Regions from separate parts of the Homo sapiens genome. Here region 1 is linked to region 2. Evidence: chromatin loops called from intact Hi-C (ENCODE). Cell type or tissue: gastrocnemius medialis. All regions are shown on one strand. Each heading gives the region's core, and the rest is flanking DNA. Links, peaks and the distances in the headings are about the cores only. Region 1 holds the start of FAXDC2 (fatty acid hydroxylase domain containing 2). Region 2 overlaps LARP1 (La ribonucleoprotein 1, translational regulator).

Evidence for each region. Peaks named below come from ENCODE experiments on the same cell type or tissue, not always from the same donor. Only the 100,000 strongest peaks of a DNase experiment are listed, where the experiment ranks them.
Region 1: a loop joins it to region 2, with 8 times the contacts of the local background. A loop is called at or near these places in 3 of 110 quality-filtered maps.

What each region holds. Positions count from the first base shown.
Region 1 is chr5:154,846,217-154,855,432 of GRCh38, forward strand. It overlaps FAXDC2 (fatty acid hydroxylase domain containing 2), which reads right to left and starts at 4,387. Exons shown (of 9, transcript NM_032385.5): 1 at 4,267-4,387. In gastrocnemius medialis, for the core only: no CTCF peak of the experiment used is centred there; a DNase peak (open chromatin) is centred at 4,435; H3K4me3 peaks cover 2,041 bases; H3K27ac peaks cover 2,411 bases.
Region 2 is chr5:154,777,624-154,786,839 of GRCh38, forward strand. The region is part of intron 1 of LARP1 (La ribonucleoprotein 1, translational regulator); the gene reads left to right. Among named protein-coding and RNA genes, the nearest start is that of LARP1, 27 kb to the left of the region's middle. RefSeq lists enhancers at 4,362-4,988, 4,666-4,765, 6,367-6,626, 6,647-6,866, 7,077-7,136. In gastrocnemius medialis, for the core only: no CTCF peak of the experiment used is centred there; DNase peaks (open chromatin) are centred at 1,108, 1,678, 4,906 and 5,785; H3K4me3 peaks cover 402 bases; H3K27ac peaks cover 7,188 bases.

The DNA of each region.
Region 1 (9,216 bases), core at 728-8,727, 69 kb after region 2:
GGACACAAAAGCATGAGATTGGCCTATATTAGCCATGAATAGTGAACTAGATAGTGTGTGTGTGTGTGTGTGTGTGTGTGTGTTAATACCAAAGGACACGTTTTCTCTAAAATACTAATCATTCTTTCAAGAAACATTTATCAGATGCCAGAGACAATGCTAGACATGGGATAGAAAGATGAATAAGACATGCTTTTTGCCCTATTTTATAACATCGTATAACTTTGATTTTCCAGAGAAAGTAGGAGGATAATAGCATACTTATTTTAGAATGGAATGCATTCAGAGGACAGAAAGAAATGAAGTGTACTAAAAGTAAATATTTTTTAAACATTTATTTTTTTAATTTTTAGAGATGGGGTCTCACTATTTTGCCCAGGCTGGTCTCAAACTCCTGGGCTCAAGTGATGTTCCCACCTCAGCCTCCCAAAGTGTTAGGATTACAGGCATGAGCCACCATGCCTGGCCGAAGGTTCTAATATTTTACAACAATGAATGGATACTTCCTTAAAGTGAATTTGATATTCTATTGTGAGTTTATCCAAATTTTATTTATTTATTTATTTTGAGACAGAGTTTCACTCTGTCCAGGCTGGAGTGCAATGACCCAATCATGATTCACTGCAGCCTCGACTTCCTGGGGTCAGGTGATCCTCCTGCCTCAGCCTCCCTAGTAGCAAATTAGATACTTTTTAGTGTGGTTCTGGTTTTTTGTTTGTTTTTTTTTTAGTGTGAACCAAGGATTTTATTTATTTTTATTTTTTAGAGATAGCATCTTGCTCTGTTGCCGAGACTGAAGTACAATGGCTCAATCATAGCTCACTGCAGCCTCAATCTTCTATGCTCAGGTGATCCTCCCACCTCAGTCCCCTGAGTAACTGGGACTACAGGTCTGTGCCACCATGCCGGCGAATTTTTAAAAAATTTTTGTAAACATGGGGTCTCCCTATGTTGCCCAAGCTGGTCTTGGACTCCTGGGCTTAAGTGATCTTGGTCTCCCAAAGTGCTGGGATTCCAGGCATGAGCCACTCTGCCCTGCCTATGTGGTTTTGTTGAAAGCAGATGATTCTCAGTATGCAGGCTTTTTATTAAAGAATCCCCAATCTAGATAAATGACACAGTGAAGCTATAGCTAATGTTTACAACTTCAAGAATCTGAGTAAAGGACATGGGAATAAGGTGAGGCTGGAAGGAATACAGACGGTTTAATCTTGAATTTTATTTGTCTACAGCCCAACTCTTTCAGATTTTCTTTTTTCTTTCTTTCTTTCTTTTTTTTTTTTTTTTTGAGATGGAGTCTCGCTCATGTTGCGCAGGCTGGAGTGCAATGGCATGACCTTGGCTCACTGCAGCCTCTGCCTCCCGGGTTCAAGCGATTCTCCTGCCTCAGCCTCCTAAGTAGCTGGGATTACAGGCACCCACCCCCACCATGCCTGGCTAATTTTTTTATTTTTAGTAGAGACGGGGTTTCACCATGTTGGCCAGGCTGGTCTTGAACTCCTGACCTCAGGTGATACACCCACCTTGGCCTCCCAAAGTGCTGGAATTACAGGCATGAGCCACTGCGCCTGGCCCAGATTTTCTTTCATATTCTTGTTTCCTGGATATTCTGCATGATTGATGAATGTTCCTTTTTTTTTTGAGACAGAGTCTTGCTCTGTCACCCAGGCTGGAGTGCAGTGGCGCGATCTTGGCTCACTGCAAGCTCCATCTCCCGGGTTCATGCCATTCTCCTGCCTCAGCCTCCCGAGTAGCTGGGACCACAGGTGCCTGCCACCACGCCTGGCTAATTTTTTGTATTTTTAGTAGAGACAGGGTTTCACCATGTTAGCCAGGATGGTCTTGATCTTCTGACCTTGTGATCCGCCCGCCTCGGCCTCCCAATGTGCTGGGATTACAGGCGTGAGCCACCATGCCCGGCCTACTGAATGTTCCTATTTTATAGATATAAATACATCACCTTTATGTGAATGTGTATTGTTTTGTAAACAACTTGTAAAATTGTTGAGACAATTTACTCTTAGAGGGGGGAGAAAAAAGACCTCATGTTCATCTGGTCTACCCCTTCCATTTTATAAGCTAAGGAGGAAGCCCTAGTTAGTAGAAATGACTTGCTCCAAACTCCACATGGTTTCTGGCAAAATCTAGGCTTCTTAACACTTTGCCTAGTGCTGTATGTATTTTGGGAATAGCATAACTTCTATTTCATAAGAAATGACACAGGGAGAGGGCAACTGACCCAAAGATTAGAACTCCCCTTACTTCAGCCTCTGCTCTCAGACTGTATGCTAGGAAAAAGCTGAGCAGTCGACCTCCAGGGCTGAGGAGACTGACCTGTAATGTAATTACACAGTTTAAAGCCTCTGGTGAAGAGGGTTTTGAGGAGCTGCTATGACTCAACATCTGTACTAATCTGAGGCTTATATAGAAGATAGAGTGGCCGATATTCATTTAAGAAGATGAAATGCGGCCAGGAGCGGTGGCTCGCATCTGTAATCCCAGCACTTTGGGAGGCCGAGGTGGGCAGATCACCTGAGGTCAGGAGTTTGAGACCAGCCTGGCCAACATGGCGAAACTCCGTCTCTACTAAAAATATAAAAATTAGCCGGGTGTGGTGGTGCACGCCTGTAATCCCAGCTGCTCTGGAGGCTGAGACAGGAGAATCGCTTGAACCTGGGAGGCGGAGGTTGCAGTGAGCCAAGATCATGCCACTGCACTCCAGCCTGGGCGCCAGAGCAAGAGTCTGTCTCAAAAAAACAAAAAAAAACAAAGATGAAATGCGGCTGGGCACGTTGGCTTATGCCTGTAATCTCATAACTTTGGGAGGCCGAGGTGGGTAGATCACCTGAGGTCAGGAGTTGGAGACCAGCCTGGCCAACATGGTGAAACCCCATCTCTACTAAAAATACGAAAATTAGCTGGGTGTGGTGGCGGGCACCTGTAATCCCAGCTACTTGGGGGGCTGAGGCAGGAGAATCTCTTGAACCCAGGAGGTGGAGGTTGCAGTGAGCTGAAATCGCGCCACTGTACTCCAGCCTGGGTGACAGAACGAGATTCCATCTCAAAAAACAAAAAAAACAAAAACAGAAGATGAAATGCATGAAAGGAAAGGTTAAAAATGATTCCCATGGGCCAGTTTTAGTAATACTCTCTTCACTCCTTTTGCTGCATGGTACTTGCACCCTTTGAGCTTACTGTTCTGCTTGATTGCATGTCCATGAGGCCGAGAATCTGCCTGTCTTGTTTACCACGAGATCCACAGAATCAAGCCCAAGCCTGGCATGTAGAAGATACTCAAGAAAGATTTGCCGAATAAATAAGAGATACACGAATCAAAAGCATTGCTTTTTGCCCTCAAAAAGTGTTCAACATTTGCTATGGAACATTTTAGCACCATTCCCTTGTGCTAATTACTTTCGTAACTAAAGTTAGAAGCTGATGCTCAGTGCATCTGTGTTTTAGCAAATTGAATTGAATCTGTATATCCCACTCAAAGAAATTTAATTGGAATTGCACATGAAACTGAAGCAACCCACAAATCAGCATCTTGTCTTGCTTGCCTTAAGCCCCAGAAGGTCCTGAAAGCCACTGTTCTATTGTTCATCTCCACCTACACACTTTACTGTATGCCCTTTACTCAATAACCTTCGTGGAGTGTTTCCATAGGTACTATCAAGCCACTAACGATTTCACAACTGGAGCCACTGTTGGTAAATCCAAGTATGTTGCATCAAAACAGTTTCAACCTACTTGTCTAGCTCATAGCCCACACATCTATCCAGAGACTTTAAAACTGTTGTATTTTGCCCCATACCTTCCTGGTGATGGCAGAGTAGAGATGAGAAGCAATTAGGCAGCAGTTGCTTCCCAACAGTCTCTTCCAGTTTGTTCTGCCTCTCATTTGAGTTCTGAATTAGGAGTTGCTCCTTTACAAATGGTTTTAAAGTCAAACAATTACTTGTCCATTACAATCACCTGTCAATTGCTAGAAAAATTAGACTACTGAGGAGGTAGATGGTACAAACACAGGCAGAGGATACAGACATTAGTAAGAGACAAGGAGGCGACTGCACTACAGCAATGTCCTAGGACAAATTCTAACCCTGCCATCTAACCCTGTTTAGAGGCAAATCTAACCCTGCCATAAGTAGAGAGGACAGGGTGGTGGCAGAGGTGGGAAGAGTGTTGTTTTGCCCTTACTTTAAGTGAACCTGGACATGTCCTGACCTTTGCAAACACCACCCCTCCCCCGTAGTTCCCACTTACCTCTGCAGTGGGCTGTGTCCAAGCTGCTGAGGTCCTTGCACAGGTCAAATCTAAGTTCTCTTCCCTTTCAGCCCCCGCTTTGGTGGCTGTTGCTGCTGCGGCTCTGCTGCAGGCTAACCTTGTTTTTGCTCGGGTGGGAGGCTGGCCATGGTGATCTCATTACAGAGCTGCGTACTGGCTCGGACCAGGCACGTGATGAAAAAAGTTTGGGTCTGTGTGGGCTGGAAACAAAACACCCTTCTTTCCAGAGGGCATGTCCTTAAAGCGGAAAGGGAATCTAAGCTCAAGCAGGAACTTGAAAAACGTGCATTTGGCCAAACTCTGGGCTTCCCTCCCCCTGCCCCCTTTTTTTCTTTTAAAAAATTTTCTCCATCATCTGCAACTTAAGAAAATGTCGCTGTCCCATAGGAGGAGGCAGATTCAAGAAAAGATGTGGGTGTCAGATAATGGCAGGTAGTACAAGTTGATAAAAAGGTGACAGAGACCAGAGGATCTCATTTTCTTTTTTTTCATTGCTTCTTTTCCTGTGGAGGGCAGGCAAGGGAGGAGAGATGCATCAGCTATTTCTAGTGAGTCTAGATGCAGGAAAGGCATGCCTGTGGAGGGTAAATTTGCACTGTGATTGAAATAGGGGAACTTAGGATACAGGACCCATGACATGAAGTGAGGAGCACTTTGGAAAAAGAGCTGCTTTTAAATTTCTGAAAACTTTTTAAATAAGCAAATGTGCAAATGATATAAAATACAATAGGGTCAAAAGAATGTACAATGAAAAGTCTTTTTTTAATTTCTCCTCAGTCCCCTTTTTTTCCTCCCAAGAGACAACCTCTGTGACCAGATTTTTGTATATCCTTCCAGAGCTTACCTCTGTAAATAGAAACATGTGTAGGCCTTGTGCTTCTCCTTTAGCAACAGCACCATAGTATGTTTGTTGTGCACCTTGCTTTTTCCACTTAACAATCAAACATGGAGATTGGCTAGGCATGGTGGTGCTCACCTGTAGTCCCAACTATTTGGGAGGCTGAGGTTGGAGGATCACTTGAGCCCAGGTATTTGAGACCAGCCTGGGCAGCACAGGAAGACTCCTTTCTAAAATAAACAAAACTCAGAAACTTGGCTGGGCACGGCGGCTCACATGTATAATCTCAGCACTTTGGAAGACCAAGACGGGAGGATCACTTGAGGCCAGGAGTTCAAGACCAGCCTGGGCAATGTAGCAAAACCCCATTTCTACTACATATACAAAAAATTAGTAGAGCTTACTGGCACATGTCTGTTATCCCAGCTACTGGGGAGGCTGAGGTGGGAGGATGGCTTGAGCCCAGGAGTTGGAGGCTGCAGTGAGCTATGATTGTGCCCTGCACTCCAACCTGAGTGACAGAGTGGGACCCTGTCTCTAAAAAACAAAACAAAATAAAAAATGCCGGGTGCAGTGGCTCATGCCTGTAATCTCAGCAATCTTTGGAAGGCTGAGGCAGGAGGATTTCTTTTTTTTATTTTTTGAGATGGAGTCTTGCTCTGTCACCCAGGCTGGAGTGCAATGGCATGATCACAGCTAACTGCAACCTCCGCCTCCTGGGTTCAAGCGATTCTTCTGCCTCAGCCTCCCGAGTAGCTGGGACTACAGGTGTGCGCTGCCAGGCCCGGCTAATTTTTGTATTTTTTTTTTTTAGTAGAGATGAGGTTTCACCATATTGGCCAGGCTGGTCTTAAACTCCTGACCTCATAATCTGCCCACCTCAGCCTCCCAAAGTGCTGGGATTACAGGCATGAGCCACCACCGTGCCTGGCCTGGCAGGAGAATTTCTTAAGCCCAGGAGTTAGAGACCAGCCTGGGCAACATAATGAGGCCCTGTCTCTAAAATAAATAAAACTGTCAACAACAAAACATGGAGACTGCTCCATATAGTACCCTTAAGAGCTGCCATGTTCTGTTTAATGGCTGCCTCCCGTCCCATTGTATAGATGTGTCATACTTTATTTGGCCAATAAAGGACCATGTCTTCCTCATTTTCCTTGCCTAATTCGTTGCACAAAGCAAGGGCTCAGTAAACATTCAATGCTTGCTCACAAATTAATTACATTTTGTACAACTTGTTCATGTTTTTCCTCATCTCTCCTTTCAGAGATACTAATTTTTTTCAATATTCCAGATATTGCAGAATGTCTATATTTTCCAGCTGACCAAGTCTATCTTGTGCACTGAACAAACCTGTGCTACCAGACTTCCAAGACTCACTTTAGTTTGGCTCCTCTCAGATGATATTATTTCCTATTCCCTCCTACTTTCTATTTTTTAATTTTTTTATTTTTATTTTTGAGATGGAGTCTCATTCTGTTGCCCAGGCTAGAGTGTAGTAGCACAATCTCGGCTCACTGCAACCTCCGCCTCCTGGGTTTAAGCGATTCTCCTGCCTCTAAGCGATTCTCCTGCCTCAGCCTCCAGAGTGGCTTGGACTACAACAGGCGCCTGCTACCACGCCTGGCTAATTTTTTTTTTTTTTTTTTTTTTTTGTATTTTTAGAAGACTCAGGGTTTCACCATGTTGGCCAGGCTGGTCTCAAACTCTGACCTCAGGTGAGAGTTCTGAGGTTACAGGCATGAACCACTGCACCTGGCCTATTTTTAAAAATTTCTTGGCCGGGCGCAGTGGCTCACGCCTGTAATCCTAGCACTTTGAGAGGCCGAGGCGGGTGGATCACGAGGTCAGGAGATCGAGACCATCCTGGCTAACACGGTGAAACCCGTCTCTACTAAAAGTACAAAAATTAGCCAGGCGTGGTGGCGGGCGCCTGTAGTCCCAGCTACTCAGGAGGCTGAGGCAGGAGAATCGCTTGAACCCAGGAGGCAGAGGTTGCAGTGAGCCGAGATTGCGCCACTGCACTCCAGCCTGGGCGACCGACAGGGCGAGACTCCACCTCAAAAAAAAAAAAAAAATTTCTTTAGACACAGGGTTTCACTCTGTCACCCAGGCTGGAGTGCAGTGGCTCAACTATGGCTCACTGCAGTCTCAACCTTCTGGCCTCAAGTGATCCTCCCACCTCAGCCTCCCAAGCAGTTGGACTACAGGCACACACCACCATGCCCCACTAATTAAAAAAAAACATTTTTGGAGAGACAGAGTCTGGCTATGTTGCCCAGGCTGGTCTTGAACTCCTGACTCAAGCAATCCTCCTGCCTCAGTCTCCCAAATTGTTGGATTACAGGTATGATTCACTGTGCCTGGCCTCCTTCCTACTTTCTAATGCCAAGCATCACTGTCATGTGCAAACATTTATTGTTCACTTACTATGATGTACAGAAACTTTTTTTCCTATTTCCTATTGTCTCCATGTCCATATCTTTGCTTACGCTAATCCTCTCACCTGGAATTTCCTTCCTGTTCCTGTCAAGTATTGTGCCTCCAGTTCTTTTCTCTCTCTCTCTCTCTCTTTTTTTTTAAGAGATGGGGTGTTGCTATGTTGTCCAACCTTGTCCCAAAATCTTGGCCTCAAGTGATCCTCCTGCCTCAGCCTCCCAAAGTGCTTTAGCCTCCCAAAGTGCTAAGATTACAGGTGTGAGCCATTGTGCCCGGCCTAATTCTTTTCTTCTTGAACTTTTGTAGTTTAAGTGGTCAACACTCCCTGGAGTAGCAGGTACTTTTTTTCCTACAATCATTTCATATAGGGTCTTTATGTATTTCCATGGCAGTAATAACTCTGGCACTAATAACACTGGTCTTCAGTAAATAGTTGATTGCTGAGCAAGCCTTATAGAGAAGAGCATCTGTCTAGTGAGAAGCTCTCCAGCCTTCCTGGGTTTTCTCTCCATCCTATCTTTTTTTCTTTTTTTTTGTTTGAAATGGAGTCTGGCTCTGTTGCCCAGGCTGGAGTGCAATGGCATGATCTTGGTCCATTGCAAACTCCACCTCCCAGGTTCAAGCGACTGTCTTGCCTCAGCCTCCTTAGTAGCTAGGATTACAGGCACCTGCCATCATGCCCGGCTAATTTTTGTATTTTTAGTAAAGACGGGGTTTCACCTTGTTGGCCAGGGTGGTTTTGAACTCCTGACCTCAGGTGATCCACCTTCCTCGGCCTCCCAAAGTGCTGGGATTACAGGCGTGAGCCACCACGCCCAGCCAGCTGTGTGGTTCTTAAGGGGTCCCATTCATTTTATAACGAGTGTTTCTCAATTTTGTTTATTTATTAATTTTTTTGAGATGGAGTCTCTCTCTGTCGCCAGGTTGGAGTGCGGTGGCGTGATCTTGGCTTACTGCAACCTCTACCTCCCGGGTTCAAGCAATTCTCCTGCCTCGGCCTCCCGAGTAGCTGGGATTACAGGCGTGTGCCACCACACCCAGCTAATCCAGGGGTTTCACCATGTTGGCCAGCATGGTCTCGATCTTCTGACCTCGTGATCTGCCCGCCTTGGCCTCCCAAAGTGCTGGGATTACAGGCGTGAGCCACCGCGCCTGGCCTTCTCAATTTTCTTAAACTTATACTCTCCTGCTGGGCGTGGTGGCTCAGGCCTGTAATCCCAGCACTTTGGGAGGCCAAGGCGGGCAGATCACCTGAGGTCAGCAGTTCGAGACCAGCCTGACCAACATGGAGAAACTGTCTCTATTAAAAATACAAAATCAGTCGGGTGTGGTGGTGCATGCCCGTAATCCCAGCTACTCGGAGGCTGAGGCAGGAGAATCGCTTGAACCCAGGAGGCAGAGGTTGCGGTGAGCCGAGATCGCGATATTGCACTCCAGCCTGGGCAACAAGAGCGATACTCCGTCTCAAAAAAAATGAAAAATAACAACAACAACAACAACAAAAAACAAAAACGTATACCCTCCCAAATGAGATTTGTTCGAACCTGACTTTCTATAGTTTGCAGCTCAAAAACAATAGGGGCCAGGAGCAGCGGCATGCACCTGTAATCCCAGGCACTCAGGAGGCTGAGTGAGGAGGATTACTTGAGGCT
Region 2 (9,216 bases), core at 643-8,642:
GATTTTTTAAAATGGCACACTGACTATAGTCAGCAATAATTTATTGTACATTTAAAAATAACAAAGTGTAACTGAATTGTTTGTAACACAAAGAAAGGATAAATGCTGGAGATGATGGATACCCCATTTACCCTGATGTGATTATTATACCGTATCAAAGTATCTCAACTACCCCATAAATATGTAAACCTACTATGTACCTACACAAATTAAAAATTAAAAAAATATATATAATAAAGTGGCACACTGGTATAGGGCAGCTCTATTATAATCTTACGGGACCAACTGTCATATTTGTGGATGGAGATGTCATTATTTGGCTCATGACTATACTTACTGCTGGTTTAAGAAGTGCAGGATGGGTGCGGTGACTCACGCCTGTAATCCCAGCACTTTGGGAGGCCGAGGCAGGCGGATCACAAGTTCAGGAGATCGAGACCATCCTGGCTAACACGGTGAAACCCCGTCTCTATTAAAAATACAAAAATTAGCTGGGCGTGGTGGTGGGCGCCTGTAGTCCCAGCTACTCGGGAGGCTGAGGCAGGAGAATGGCGTGAACCCAGGAGTTAGAGCTTGCAGTGAGCCGAGATCGCGCTGCTGCACTCTAGCCTGGGCCACAGAGCGAGACTCCGTCTAAAAAAAAAAAAAAAAAAAGTGCAGCTCTGATTTAAAAATATTAAATATGGTATTGTGGTTTTGGGTACCCCTGTCAGTTTAACAGTTGAAACTCATTAGGTTACATCAAAATAACTGTTAAGTATGTACAGAGAAAACCTACCTTAGAATTACCTAGCAGATTCCTGACTCCACCATTGCTGAGCAAAAAATCTCTGAAGGATGGGACCCAGGAATCTACGTTTTGACAAGCTCCTCACATGATAATTCGAATGCATGCCAAAAATCTTAATAGCTTATCCTGGAAAGCCGGCTGCATTTATGGAGATCAATGGGTATAAGGACAAAATCACAAGATGTTAGAACTGGAAGGACTGTGGATGATAGGATTCTGCCCACCCCTACCACAGGCCTCTGAATAGAGAGACTGAAGACACTGGAGGGTAGTTCTTGCCAAGCATCCATAGCAAGAGCTCTGGTGTCTGCGCCAGGACTGTCAACCAGTCTCTTGACTTCTAGCCCAGGGCTCTGGTCACTCTTCCACTTTCAGTTTGGAACATGGGGCAATAGTCTTTCCTAACTATGGTGTCCAGTTCTAACAAACTAAAAATACAGGGGACACCCAGTTAAATTTGAATTTTAGATAAATCAAATATTTAGTATAAGTATGTCCCAGTATTGCATGGGACATATTTAGTCTATAAAATTACTGTTTATCTGAAATTTAGATTTAACAGAGTGTCCTGAATTGCTATTTGCTAAATCTGGCAACCATATTCTCTCCCCGCTTACCCCACCTTTTTTTGGGCACCAGTCAGGTTCAAGAATTGCCCCAAAGAAATGAAAAATAATTACCATGCATTTATGGTACTATTACTTCATTTAATCTGTTAATCCTGTGAGCTAGCTGTCATGGACCCCATTAATAGTTCAGGAAAGTGAGAGGTTAAGTCTGACTCCTGGGATCATCTCGGTAAGCTGTCATTTTGCCTCCTCATGAACCTAGTTGCTTGGCTCTCATTGATGTGTGGCCCAGTTAATGCCTATCAAGTTACAAGCTACATGAGAGATTGCTCAGTTTTGACTCATCTGCCCCTGGCCTTGTGAGTTACTTAATTGATGATGGCTCTTGGTTAGTACATCCAAGAATGGACTCCAAAGTCCACGCTGTTAACTGCTGCTCTAACCTGTCTCTTAACTCCGTGGCATAGTAAATTGTTGGTAGGGTGGCTTTGGGGTAGGGGTCGGACCCCCTCTACATTCTCTCTTTTTTTTTTTTTTTTTTTTGAGATAGAGTTTTGCTGTTGTTGCCCAGACTGGAGTGCAGTGGCGCAATCTCGGCTCACCGCAACCTCCACCTCCCGGATTCAAGCGATTCTCCTGCCTAAGCCTCCCGAGTAACTGGGATTACAGGCATGCGCCACCACACCTGGCTAATTTTGTATTTTTAGTAGAGACGGGGTTTCTCCATGTTGGTCAGTCTGGTCTCGGACTCCTGACCTCAGGTGATCCGCCTGCCTCGGCCTCCCAAAGTGCTGAGATTACAGGCATGAGCCACTGTGCCCAGCCCCCCTCTACATTCTCTAAAGGGGTGTGCTGGTGCCTTGAGAGCATCCGTGTGCAGGGGTGGGGAGTCTGCAGGTGGGGCAGCACCCTGGCTGCTGAGCCTGTCCTGTCTCCATGTTCATAGCATCCCAGGGCTTAACTCTTTCCCAGTTGGGTTGTAGCATATGACACTGAAGGAGCCTGTAGGCCATCCTGAACTCACCGAGAGAGGCAAATTAGCAGCTCCTGGGAAGCAAGGCTGCCTGGCCAGGCTGGCCTGGATTGGGGGAACTAGTTGCTACTCGAGAACTCCAGCTTCCTATCTGCTTTTGGGATGACCCTCCCTGGAAAGTCCCTCCCACTGCTGTGGAATTTTCAGGCTACCAAATGTGCCCAGCCTGCCTCTCAGGACAGACAGACAGTGAGAAAAAGATCTCCAGGGCCCACTAAGTCTTCCAGAGGGAGCTGAGACATTCAGCCTTCCCTGGCAGGGCTCAAAGAGGAAAAAAGGGATTGGAAATGGGGCCCCTCTCAGAGCCACTTCAAAGCACCCTCCCCTGTGGTCATGTGTTTCAGTTCCATGTGAGTAGTTTTTCTTGACAGTATCGGTAATTTTGGGGAACAGTTCCTGTGACACTTTGGGTCCCTAAGGCCCTGCCCTGACCCTGTGAGTGGATATAGTTGGGCACAGAGTGTATTTTGTTGAGGAGCAGATATTGGCTTCCTGGTTTGCCAAAGAGCTCTAGATTGGGAGACAAGAACTTGATGTTCCAGTGCCAGCTCTACAGCAAATCACTGGTGACTTTGGCCTCTCCTGGTCCTCAGTTTTTCTGTATGTACAATGAGATTCTCAAGTCTTTCCAGCCCTGACTTGGTCTGGGATCACCCTCTCCACTCCAATAATGGGAATAATCCAAAGTAATTTTTTGGGGATTCAGAAGCCTCTTCCAACAAAGGATGCCCTAAGATTGGAAGGACAATAAAAATGAGTTTGTGGGCCGGCCACGGTGGCCCATACCTGTAATCCCAGTACCTTGGGAGGCTGAGGCGGGTGGATCACTTGAGGTCAGGAGTTCAAGACCAGCCTGGCCAACATGGTGAAACCCCATCTCTACTGAAAATACAAAAAATTAGACAGGCTTGGTGGCTCGCGCCTGTAGTCCCAGCTACTCGGGAGGCTGAGGCAGGAGAATTGCTTGAACTTGGGAGGTGGAGGTGGCAGTGAGCCTAGATTGTGCCACACCCACTGCACTCCAGCCTAGGTGACAGAGTGAGACTCCGTCTCAAAAAATAAAAAAATGAGTTTGTGTTACCTGAGGTGGTGGCTGACCACCAAGGACAGGAAGAAAACCTCTGAGCTTGGCAGCCTCCCACATCAGGGTAATGGAGTCAGGTGTGCGTGTAGTTGTGTGTGCCTAGCAACCTGTCTGAGACGATTGGCTTCTGAAGTCCAGGGCCTAGGAAAGCCCAAGGGAGCCCCGCAAGCTGATTGTGCATAGCTCATTTGTTTAACTGGGAATCATCATCATACCTACCTTCTGGGCTCACGCCTGTAATCCCAGCACTTTGGGAGGCCGAGGCGGGCGGATCACGAGTCAGGAGATCGAGACCATCCTGGCTAATATGGTGAAACCCTGTCTCTACTAAAAATACAAAAAAATTAGCTGGGCATGGTGACACACACCTGTAATCCCAGCTACTCGGGAGGCTGAGGCAGGAGAATGGCGTGATCCTGGGAGGCGGAGCTTGCAGTGAGCCGAGATGGCGCCATTGCACTCCAGCCTGGGTGACAAGAGTGAGACTCCGTCTCAAAAAAAAGGAAAAAAAAAACGGAAAAATAAATGAGCTACTACATGTAAAAAACTTTGGCATCATGCAAAGACATTGTAAGGCAAGCTTGTCCAAAGGACGGCTTTGAATGCGTCCTGACACAAATTTGTACTTTCTTAAAACATTGAGATTTTCTTGCAATTTTTGTTTTTTAGGTTCATCAGCTATCATTAGTGTTAGTGTGTTTTACGTGTGGCCCAAGACATTAATTCTTCCATTGTGGCTCAGGGAAGGCAAAAGATTGGACACCTCTGTAGTAAGCTCTCAGTAATTGATTGCAGTCTAGTGGAGTTGAGATACACACAGATGCAACCATTTCAGGCGGTAGTGAGTACCCTGAAGATCTTAAATTGTAGACTGAGTTAGAACTTGATCCAGAGTTGCTGGTTTTGTGGCACTTTACATTGGGCAGTCAGGAAGCCTCCTGAGGAGAATTTATATTGAGATCTATGACTAGATCTGAGGAGTCAGTCATCTTGCTCTTCAACATTGTGACCTTGGGCGAGTCCCTTCCTTCAGTTTCATTTTCTGGACAACTGGAATAATTGTGTCTTTTTGAGATAATTAAGTAAAATCATACACAGCAACTTAGGTCAGTTTTTGGTACCTAGTCTTTATGCAGTAAAAGGTGATTATTATTACTGTTCTAACTAGAACCAAATGTGCTCTTTAGAAAAGGCTGGGTTAGGGAGCTGGCACTTGGAGGCCAGGAGCTTTAGTGGCCGCTGATATATTTCAGCTGTGTTGATTATTGATCAGCTTTGAAGCAAGATTTCAGGGACTGGTACCAGCAGTGGGAGTGGCCACAGCCACCCGAGGGTGGCTGGGTCCACATCTGGGCGGGGAGAGTGGGAGCACTGGGCCACCTGGGTCACCACAGGCTAAAGATAGTCAGCTGGGGCTGGGCCTGGGCTGGGCCAGGCTGGCCAGCATCATGTGACTGGAGCCTGGCCCACCCTTGCTCCTCCTCCCGGGCCAAGGGGATGCAGACTCTGCATTCCTGAGCTGACTGGTGGTCTGCAGCTTCCTTTCAGTGGGAACTCAAGATGATCTGACCTGAACATTTCTCTCCTTCCCTTTCTCTGCCCACTCCTCTCCCTAAGAATGCCCTTCCAGCCCCTCCTGCATTTCATCCGCAGGTCTAGGGAAATTTGGGTGGGAGGACTGGGCAGAGAGGCCTCTGAGAGATGGTACCGACAGCAGCAGCTGGTGACCAAGGTGAGGAGGGCTAACATGGCATTCTCTTTACTCCATAGAAGAATGTTCCTGCTTAGGGGGTCCTGGGGTCAGTCAGTATGGGAGGAAAGGCCTGTGGGTCTCCAGGCTCCCCTCTATGACTCCACCCCATCCCCAGGATGAATGACAGCTGAAAGTAGCCAGGCTTTTCAGTTAATCTGTCCCCAGGCTGGCCTGGGAGGGACAGGCACAGGTGGGTAGTATAACCCAGGCACTCTTTCCTGCCTGCCTCACCCTCCCTTCAGATGGTATTGCTGCCTTCCACAGTCAGGGTCCCTGGACACAGGCTTAGGGAGATAGTGGTGGCCTTCCTTATATCTGGGGGCTGAGGGTGGGGCACAATCCATGTCAGCTGGATCCCCCTGAGCAGCCTCTGGGAGAACTGAGAGGAACTGGGAGGTGGGTCTGGAAGGAATGTCTCTTTCTTCATAGTGCTGCCAGTGCCAGAGTGCTGGAGTTAGACTCAAACTGGGTGTGCTTGGTGGTAGTTTCCCTTGCCTCTCTGGGTAGGGAAACTAGGCACTTCCAACCACCGAGGTGCCACTTGTCCAGCTGTTAGCTTAGGCTTCCCTGCAACAGGCTTTGGTTTTCCCCAGTATGTAGAATGATGCCCAGGCATCCCTGCTATTGAGAAACTGTCCTGTTGGCTACAATAAGGTTGTAACTTATACCCCTTAGCTTCTCTTCCACCTCCTTTTAGTGGTTAAGAGCACAGGTTTTAGAGTCAGACTGCTTGGCTCCAAATCCTGTTCCTCTCTTTGCTGGCTGTTATCTTGGCAAATAACCTTTCCACCATGTGTCTTGGGTTCCTCGTTTTAAAATGGGACCAATGAAAGAAACTAATTCAACACGATCAAGATTAAGAGAATCCATGCCCAGAGTTTAGAACAGTGTGTGGTATCTAGTAAATGCTCACTACATATTATTTACACGTGTAATTCGTGCATCTGCGATTTGCTGCTAGCATTTCTTGTGCTTTGGTGAGAAATCTCAGTGGTTGAGATCTGTCTTTCTGTTCTCACACCTGTAGACCCAATATTAGTAAGGAGGGTGACGCTGGGGTAGAATGGTAGGTAATGCTCCCAAGGGTTATACAACTGGTGAGTGTTGCATTCTGGACTGAGGCGCAGCACTGATATCAGGCAGTTGGGTTGCCTGTGAGTCAAAGCTGGGCTAGGGCCTGCGTTCCTCTGGGAGCCAGCAGTTTCTAGGACACTAGCAATTTCTCTGTATTTGGGAGGGCCCCAGCTGAAGGCTAAGGGTTGAGGCTATAACCTCAGGAATTAGCACTTGACAAGCAAAGCCTCTTCTGGTGTGAAGTCGCTATTCATTAAACAAGTGTCTGCTGTGTTGCCAGGCCCTGAGCTAGACACTGGGGTACTGCTGTGAAAGCAGCCCTGTGGTCCCTGCCCCCAGGGGAGGGGCAGATAAGTAACCAGCCCATTTAACATTTACAATACCGTGGGAGCACATAGCAGGGTGCTTCACCACACTTGAGGTCTGGGAGGTCTACCCGAAGGAGGTCGACCTAACGGCCAAGTGTATGGTAGCAGATGGGTGAGTGTGAATGTAATACAGCCCCTAAACCCAACAGATTACCTTGTTCTCAAGGTAGTAGTTCTTAGCTCTCTGGTAAACAGCCTTTTCAGATGCCAATCTCCAGGAGATGATACCAGTCCCCAAATAAGCATTTGGTCTTCCTAATTTTCCTGGCAGTGTTCAGGCCTGAAATCTGGTAGTCCTTCTAGTCACCCACTCTGGGTCCTGAAGGCTTTCTTTGAATAGCTCAGCCTTTTCTCACCTTTCATGCACAGGTCCCTCAGTTTTAATTCTAGCTTCTCTCTGCCTCTTACCAGATCTTTTTACTGTGACCTGATGAGTTTGAATCACCCATGTGCTTTCTACCTGTTGGTTGAACCAAGTTCTTGCTCCTCAGACCTTCACATCTGGAACCTCTGGGTAGTTTTTGTTTCAAAGGTCGGCAGCCTTAGGATCTTTTGAGAAGAAGACAATAGTGAAAACACTTTTAAATCTTTTTATCTGGCTGTGTACTGGCCAGGGTTATGGGTTTAGTAGGCTGAGAGAGACTCCTTGAGCCTGGCCTGTTTTCCTTTTCTGTTCTGAGTAAAAAGTGGAATGACTGAATTTCAACTGAAAGGGAACTCTTGTCAGCCTTCGCCATGTTCTTCCTTCCTCCCTAACAAAGCAGGGCTTTATGTCAAAGCACCCCTGGGGGACCTGTGATAAATTCCCCCATCTGTCTTTCCTCATTTTAAACTACAAAGTTTGGAAGCCTTCCTCTTTCCTGGGGAAACTTGCCCTGGGGCCCAGGTGCCTCCTGTCTCTGAAGGGCAATGTGGTGGTGTGGTATCCCCATCCAGTGGGCATGGATTACCGCTCAGAAGAGCCAGGTGAGGTGGGTGGCCTCATTTGCAGTCTGGACTGTATGAATTGAACCAATTAATCACCCCAAGAGTTTTTCCCGTACATTCTGATTCTTTCATTTTGAGAGATGATTTGGTGTATCTCCCCCCATCCCCATCTCTATCTCAGAGTGAGGGTGGCGATTGCTTGGAAATAGTAAGCTTCCTTTGTGAATTGTAATATTAGCATTTGTTGGGCATTTATTGTGTGCTAGGTACTCTTAGTATGCTCTGTTTGTTTAACTGTTCCAGCAGCCATGTAACTATGACTTCAATTTTACAGAGGAAGGTGAAGTTCAGAGGGACCCTGTGAGGAGCAGAGTAGGTAGGGACTCCACCCTAAGTCCATCCCATAGCAAAGTCCATGTGCTTAATGGGGCCCTCTGACTTTCCTAGGTGGTCTTTGAATGAGGGGGTGTTAGACACACTTGAAAATAGAGGCTTAAAGAATCTCGGGGTTAGACATTCGAGGTCGTGTGGTCATTAACCACTCCACTTTACAGAGGAGCCGCCATCCCTATTCCAACCATCCCAGTTAGTAATTCCTCTCTGCCCTGCCATTCCTCAGCACCCACCTTCTACCCCTCATTTCTCTTCATCCTTCATTAGCAGTAGTAGCATCAGCTCCCTGCTCCTTGACACTCAAAATAACCTTAAGTAATCCAAGTGAAAATAGTGGGTTTGCCATGCAGATAGTTGCCAGAAAAGTCCTCTAGTGTTCTCAACACCACCATATTCAGATTGCTTCTTGCACATAGCAATTTTGGTATGCTTCACTTTTTTTTTTGAGATGGAGTTTCACTCTTGTCACCCAAGCTGGAGTGCAGTGGCGCGATCTCAGCTCACTGCAACCTCCGCCTCCCGGGTTCAAGCGACTGTCCTGCCTCAGCCTCCTGAGTAGCTGGGAATACAGGCGCCCACCACACCCGGCTAATTTTTTGTATTTTTAGTATAGACAGAGTTTCACCATGTTGGCCAGGCTGGTCTCTAACTCCTGACCTCAGGTAATCTGCCCGCCTCGGCCTCCCAAAATGCTGGGATTACAGGCATGAGCCACTGCACCCGGCTGGTATGCTTCATTTTTAACAAAGGCTTGTGTGTATTTAAGAAGCCCCCGGACCCCCTGGAACTAGAATTACCAGAATTAGTACTGGCTCCTGGCTATGGTCCTCTGGGACAGAAGGTGGTTTTCCTTCTCTTCCAGATACCCTTTAGGGCTGGTTTGCCTTAGTTGAGGAAGAAGACCCTCCTAGGGACTCTGTCTGCCATCCACCCTGCTACAGTCTGGGCCTCGGAGACCTGTGGACAGATAAGCTGCTGGGCCCAGTCATCAGTAACTGTTTACTCAGAAAAACAAGGGAAGTGCTCTAAGATTACACTAAGAAGGCTTTTGACCCATTCCTCGCCAGTAGACACATGGAAACCATTGGGCTCCATGGAATTTCTGGTGAGCTGTTGAGGAGCTCTGGCAAGGGAGTCAAGACCTACAGCTTTCATCCTGGCTCTGCAGCTAGTCTTGAGGAAGCCCCTTCCCTTTTTCTGGCCTCAGTTCCCTGTCTACAAGTTG